2 separate regions of the Homo sapiens genome follow, and region 1 is linked to region 2. The links are chromatin contacts, found by Hi-C in ENCODE. All regions are on one chromosome and are shown on one strand. The core of a region is the stretch at or near the end of the contact, and the rest is flanking DNA. Distances in the headings are between cores, read along the strand shown.

The links. Hi-C counts contacts between places; a loop is a spot of excess contacts on that map. Pooled maps may share reads with other maps.
Region 1: a map of CD4-positive, alpha-beta memory T cell shows a loop between it and region 2 (20-fold over the local background). The contact joins the promoter of FOSL2 here to the promoter of ASXL2 in region 2. A Hi-C loop is called at or near these places in 1 of 168 maps with a recorded cell type or tissue (CD4-positive, alpha-beta memory T cell), 1 of 37 single-sample maps with no recorded cell type and 8 of 50 pooled maps.

Annotation. Positions count from the first base shown.
Region 1 is chr2:28,391,466-28,394,165 of GRCh38, reverse strand. It overlaps FOSL2 (FOS like 2, AP-1 transcription factor subunit), which reads right to left and starts at 1,308. Exons shown (of 4, transcript NM_005253.4): 1 at 344-1,308. The coding sequence starts at 445. All of the region lies in intron 1 of FOSL2-AS1 (FOSL2 antisense RNA 1), which reads left to right. RefSeq lists enhancers at 1-191, 347-1,278 and silencers at 309-485, 972-2,091.
Region 2 is chr2:25,877,229-25,879,928 of GRCh38, reverse strand. ASXL2 (ASXL transcriptional regulator 2) reads left to right here and starts at 1,442. Exons shown (of 13, transcript NM_018263.6): 1 at 1,442-1,763. The coding sequence starts at 1,707. RefSeq lists a silencer at 1,263-1,422 and an enhancer at 2,333-2,382.

The sequences.
Region 1 (2,700 bases), core at 59-2,558, 2.5 Mb before region 2:
ACGCGGGGCAGGGGTGGGGGGGGGGGGGCAGACACTGGGGAGGGGGAGTAGTTCTTGGAAGGAGGTAACAGGCTCCTGGTAGGGGGCCTACAATTCCAGGAGTCTATCTGGGTAAAATATAACGTGAGAGGAAAAGGGCATGTTGTCTCTTCAAGCCCACTCTCCAATCCCCTAGTTTAAAAGGGGGTGGGGGGGAAGGGGAGGACGAAAATCCAGAACTTACAACGGTGGCCCGTAGGTATTTTCTCGCCAAGAAAAAGAAAAGAAAGCAAAAGAGGCAGTGGCGGCGAGAAGAGGGCAGGGGTCCGCCCGCGCCGCCAGGTGCACCGGGGCCCGCACCTACCTGCTGGCCGCCGCCGCCGCTGGAGTAGGACTCGGCGTGCGCAGGAGAGCCGCTGCTGCCCCGGGACGAGGTGTCAAAGTTCCCGGGATAATCCTGGTACATGATCCGCGGTGGGGGCCGGAGAGGAAACAGGGTGTTTTTCTTCCCCCGCCCTCGCCGCGGCCGCGCACCGGCTGCTGCGCGCTCGTTCGTCCGCCGGCCGCGCCGCGGGCTCTGGGCTTCGCTCCTGGGTTTCTCCCCCACCGCGGAGGGCGAGGACAGGGAGGCGGCGACACCTCAGGAACAGCGTCCCCCGAGCGTCCCTTACAGCACTTCTTTCCGGCTCTGCGAGCGCCGCGGGACCAGTTGTCCACCCGATCCCTCCCTCTAAAAAGTCGGCGCGTCTCTCGGTCCCTCCCCTGCGCGCGCCCTCCCGCCCCCGCGCGCAGCCGGAGCTCAGCGGGGACCCACGGCCCAATCAAAAATTGGAAATTAAAAAAAAGATTAGGAGCCCAGCGAGCCTGGCCTGCCAGCCCTGGGGACCCCCGATTTCAGACAGGGCCAAAAAGGCGGAAAGAAAAGCTGTCCGCTGGGAGAAACTTCTGTTTCTTCCTTTTAGAAAAGGAGCCGGAGAATAAACTTCCCGTGGCCGACTCGCCGCCCGAGTTTCGGGGCGGCTCGGATACTTGACTAGGAGAAGGCGGCGTGCGCCCGTCCCGCGGCCCCGAGCGCGCCAGGGGGACAGCGGCTCGTGGGGCTCAAGTAGAGCTGGCGCTGAGAGGGACGCGGCCCCGCTCCCCGCTCCGGCGCCCAGACCCGCACCCCTTCCCCGGAGCCCGCTCCCGGACGGGCCCGCCTCGCCCGGCCGCGCCTCTCCCTCTCTCTCTCTCTCTCTCTCCCTCTTTCTGTCCCCGCCGAGCGCCGCTCGTTCGCTCGCTCGCTGGTTCGCTCGGAGCCCTAGCGCTCTGCCCGAGATGAGTCACTACAATGGCACGAGTTCAACTCACACTCTTTATTCTCCAGCCCTGTACCATGTGGATTCACTCACGTCAACCCCAGACTCCACCTTGCAGGGAGGAGCGCACGAGGAGGCGGGGGGAGGAGGCCGCGGAGGAGGAAGAGGCGCGGGAGGGGAGGAGGCGGGCGCAGCTCTCCCCTCCCAGCCCCGGCTCCCGGCCGCGCTGACGCCAACCGCGCACCCCGCGCGAGGAAGCCAGGCGGTGGCACGGGCGGGAGCGGGCGCCACGCACGGTTCGGAGGCGCCGAGGCAGCCCCGGCCCTCCCCAGTCCCCCGCTCACCCCCCGGGCCCAGCGCCCTTGGTCTGTTCCATTGGCGCACGTTGCCAAAGATGGTCATTTGCGTTAGAGGACGCGAGTGCGGGTTTCCTCGCTTTCGGGTGACGTGGAGGGAGAGGGATTCCCTCGCCCGCTCCCGAGTGCGCTGCGGCCTCTCCCCCGCCCTGGGAAGGGGCTCGGGGCGGGGCCCCGAGAGCGGCCGCGCGGGTCTCGCCTCCGGATTTTAGAAAATAATCACAGCCCTGACGGCGAGACGGGCGGTTCGGTGCGGCGCCACCGGGAGGCCGGGAGCCGGGCGCGCAGAGCCGCTCGCAGGGAGGGCGCGGCTGCGCGCGGTCGTAGGCGCCCTCCGCGGCGCCGCCGAGTGCAGCGGGCGCCCCGGGCGCGCAGGGTGCCCGCGCCGCCCTGCGGCCGGGTGTTGGCGGGGCACGGCGCCGGGCGGGGCTGGCCTGCCTATTTTTCCCTCCGTGGCGGTCTGCCTACCGGTTCCCTTTTTGTTTTTTGTTTTTCATGTTTTCGGTCCTACAGTTAATTCGTTAGGAGTAGCCTTGAAGATGAAATTAACCAGTCAAGACATTCCGGCCGCCCTATACGCCGGGCAATTAGGACGCATCTAATAAGAGTAATCGGGCGTTTATAAGCAAACTCCAGACTGTTACGAATTAAAAAAAAAAAAAAAAAGCCAGCGAGAGGGTGTGCCCCAACGTTGTCGTCTTCAGCTGTTTTGGAGCGAAGTTCAGGGCGCGGGTTGCCGGACATTTGGGTCCTCCTCCCTCGCTGGGCGGGGCTGGGAGGGGCGCGGCGCAGGGTACAGAGCACAGACCTTAGAGCAGGAACGCCCGGCTACGCTATTTACGAGCTGTGAGATCTTGGACGAATTCCTTAACCTCTCTGGGCCTCAGTTTCCTCCTATAAAGTGAAGGAGTTTGGAGACATGACCTTAGGCCCTTCTCTGCTCTGGAGCTCCAATCCTTCCGCTGAGATGATGGTGTGTGTGAATGGAGAAGTACTGTAGCGGAAGTCAGGGAACTTAGGTTTTGGTCCAGGGTCTGTGTTAGCCTCAGTTTACCCAATTCTTAAGT
Region 2 (2,700 bases), core at 193-2,692:
CTTGGCCTCAAGTGATCTGACCACCTCAGCCTCCCAAAATGCTGGGATTACAGGCGTGAGCCACCGCACCTGGCGAGAAGGCCTTCTTAGACTACAGACATAAGCTTTGGAGGGAGGTGGTACATACTACCTGTGTAATGCATAAGGCTATGAATTACCAAAGACATTTGGGAAAATATATCCATATCAATTGCTGAAATAGGCTGTTTGATCCATGACTGAACGGAAATATAAGGAAGTATCTAGATACTTCTAGATGGCCTCTCAAACTCCCTTTAATATCTTTTTCTCTTTTTTTTTTGCACAACAGATCCTTTTTGAAAAATGGAGGAAAAGTTATGAATCCTCTTAAAAAATTCACATATAACACACAAAATATAGTTCATAATTTTAGGGAGTCCATGAATTTCTGAAACGCATCCATAAACTTTAAGTATTGCTCTCACCTGTCTTTCCTCCCAAGAGGCAATCCAATCCTCAGTCCTATTTCACACTATAGTAAGTTTACTGGATTGTTTGGAAGCAGCTTCTGGAAGCAGGTGGATTTGGGAGATCAGCAGTTGTTACTACATTCTTCTTACTTTGCAAGGTATCAAGGTGTAGATGATGTAAGAGAAGATGCCACATTCTGGATCTTTCAGAAAGCTGTTACGGATACTACAAATAATGGTCTCTGACCACAGAAATAGGTGAATCATTCAGCAAATATTTACTGGGCGCCTGATATGTACAGGCACTATGCTAGGGACTGAGCTCACCGAAATAAAGAAGACACCATTTCTGTCATTGATGAGTAGCTTCACATGTAAAAGCATGGATGCAGTTACTGGTGGCCTTAAAAACAAAGTCACCTAAGTTTGAGGCATTCTGGGGAGATGGAAAGGGCTCTGAGCTGGCAATTTGATTTTTGGTTTCTCTACATCCCAGACTTATGAGCTTGGCAAGTCACTCAATCTCAGTTGCTTCGCCTATCGAATGGGGTTAATAGGCAGACGAGAATTGTTGCCTATCTTCAAAAAGATAACCTCTGTAAAAATGCAAATAAATGAGAAAACACAAACGCAGGGCTGATCTAAAGTGATAGTTGGCAGAGCCACCCACTGAGGGAAGAGTTCAGCTCCCCAGGTCTACACAGCCTGTGCAGCGCCTCGCAAGAGGCGGGATCCGCTCAGTAAGCTTTCCCGGATGGCACAGGTTCCGCTTCCGCAGGCAGATATTCGCTGTAGGTGTGAGCGCCAGGCGTCAGACTACAGCTACTGCCGGGGCCTCCTTGGCGCGCATGCTCCTGCGGAGAGGCGGAGACCGGAAGGGCGGGGGCGTGGCGAGGTACCGCAGACCGCCGGCTCGATAGCTCAGCGGCCGGGCTTGGGAGGCGGGGGCGCGCCCGCGCTCGTTCGCGCGGCCGGCTGCGTACAGTAGTGACGGCCGCGCGGGAGCGGTCACATGACCGTAGCGGCAGCCTGTACAGTAAGAACCCAATATGGCAGCGGCGGTAGCAGTGGCAACGGCAGCAAGAGGACCGGCCGCCCCATAGACCCCCCCGCGCACCACCCCCGCCGCTTCCTCTGCTTGGGTGCCCCCCCGGTCTGACTTCCCTTTTCTCCCACCTTTCCCGGCACCGCGGGAAAAGCAGCGCAGGGCAGAGCAGGCAGGGAGGGCGGCCGGAGCCCGGACACGGGAGCCTCCCAGTCAGTTCAAGACCCGACATGAGGGAAAAGGGACGTAGGAAGAAGGGCAGGACCTGGGCGGAGGCCGCCAAGACGGTAAGGGGGAGGGAGCGAAGGGGAAGGCCGGGAGGATTTTGTTCCCTTGTCGCCCGCCAGTCGCAGGGAAAGGGAGGTCACTGGCCCAGGGACCCGGCTGAAGGGGCACAAAACCGCGCGGAGAGGGCGGCGGTTAGTGTCGGGGTTGCGATCCCTGTGGGAATGGAGGCGCCCGGCGGAACGTGATAGCCGCGGGGCCGTGGCGTCCCTCGGCGTCTGCGGCGAGTCCTCTCAGTGTTTTGAGGCTGTCTTTTGGGGTCGAGCCGATATCACCTCCGCTCTGTGGTAGCCCTCGCCCCGGCACGGGGAAGTCTGTGGTGCTTGCACGGTAACCGGTTCTTCTCCCTTGTGCGGCTGGAGAGCCCCCATTGGATGCAGATAGGAGAAGGCTTGTGCGTGCATCCAGCCCCGGAAAGGAGAGGGGAGCGCTGGAGCTGGATAGAATTTACCCGTTACAGCGGACGTGCCTGTGACCCCGGGCCCCCTGTTTGTCTGGCTCCCGGAGCAGACGAGAGATCACGAGGCTTTTGTTTTTGTTTGGTGTTGGAGCCGAAAGTGCAGGAGGTGTTTAGAAACGAAGTAACAGGTGGGACTTGTAGAATTTTTTTTTTTCCTGTTTCCGTAGAGACCTACTCTGAACAAGGCAGCAATGCATGGTGGGACGTGTAGTTTACCCGGCCTTCACGTTACCCTAGCCAAAGGGATGGTGCCCTAATGAAGTTGTAATTAGTGGGCAAAACAATTTTCCCCCTAATTGTGTTATGACGAAATTTAGAGGTAGATTTTAAAAAGTGGAATATTGAGGATTAGTGAGAACTTTTACCATATTTTAAGAAGAAAAAATTAAAAGCATGTTGTATGCAGAAATGAAATGGCAGGAGATAGTGAAGTTCATACATCGTTGAGGGTGCAGCAGAAAAGTAATAGGGCATTAAAC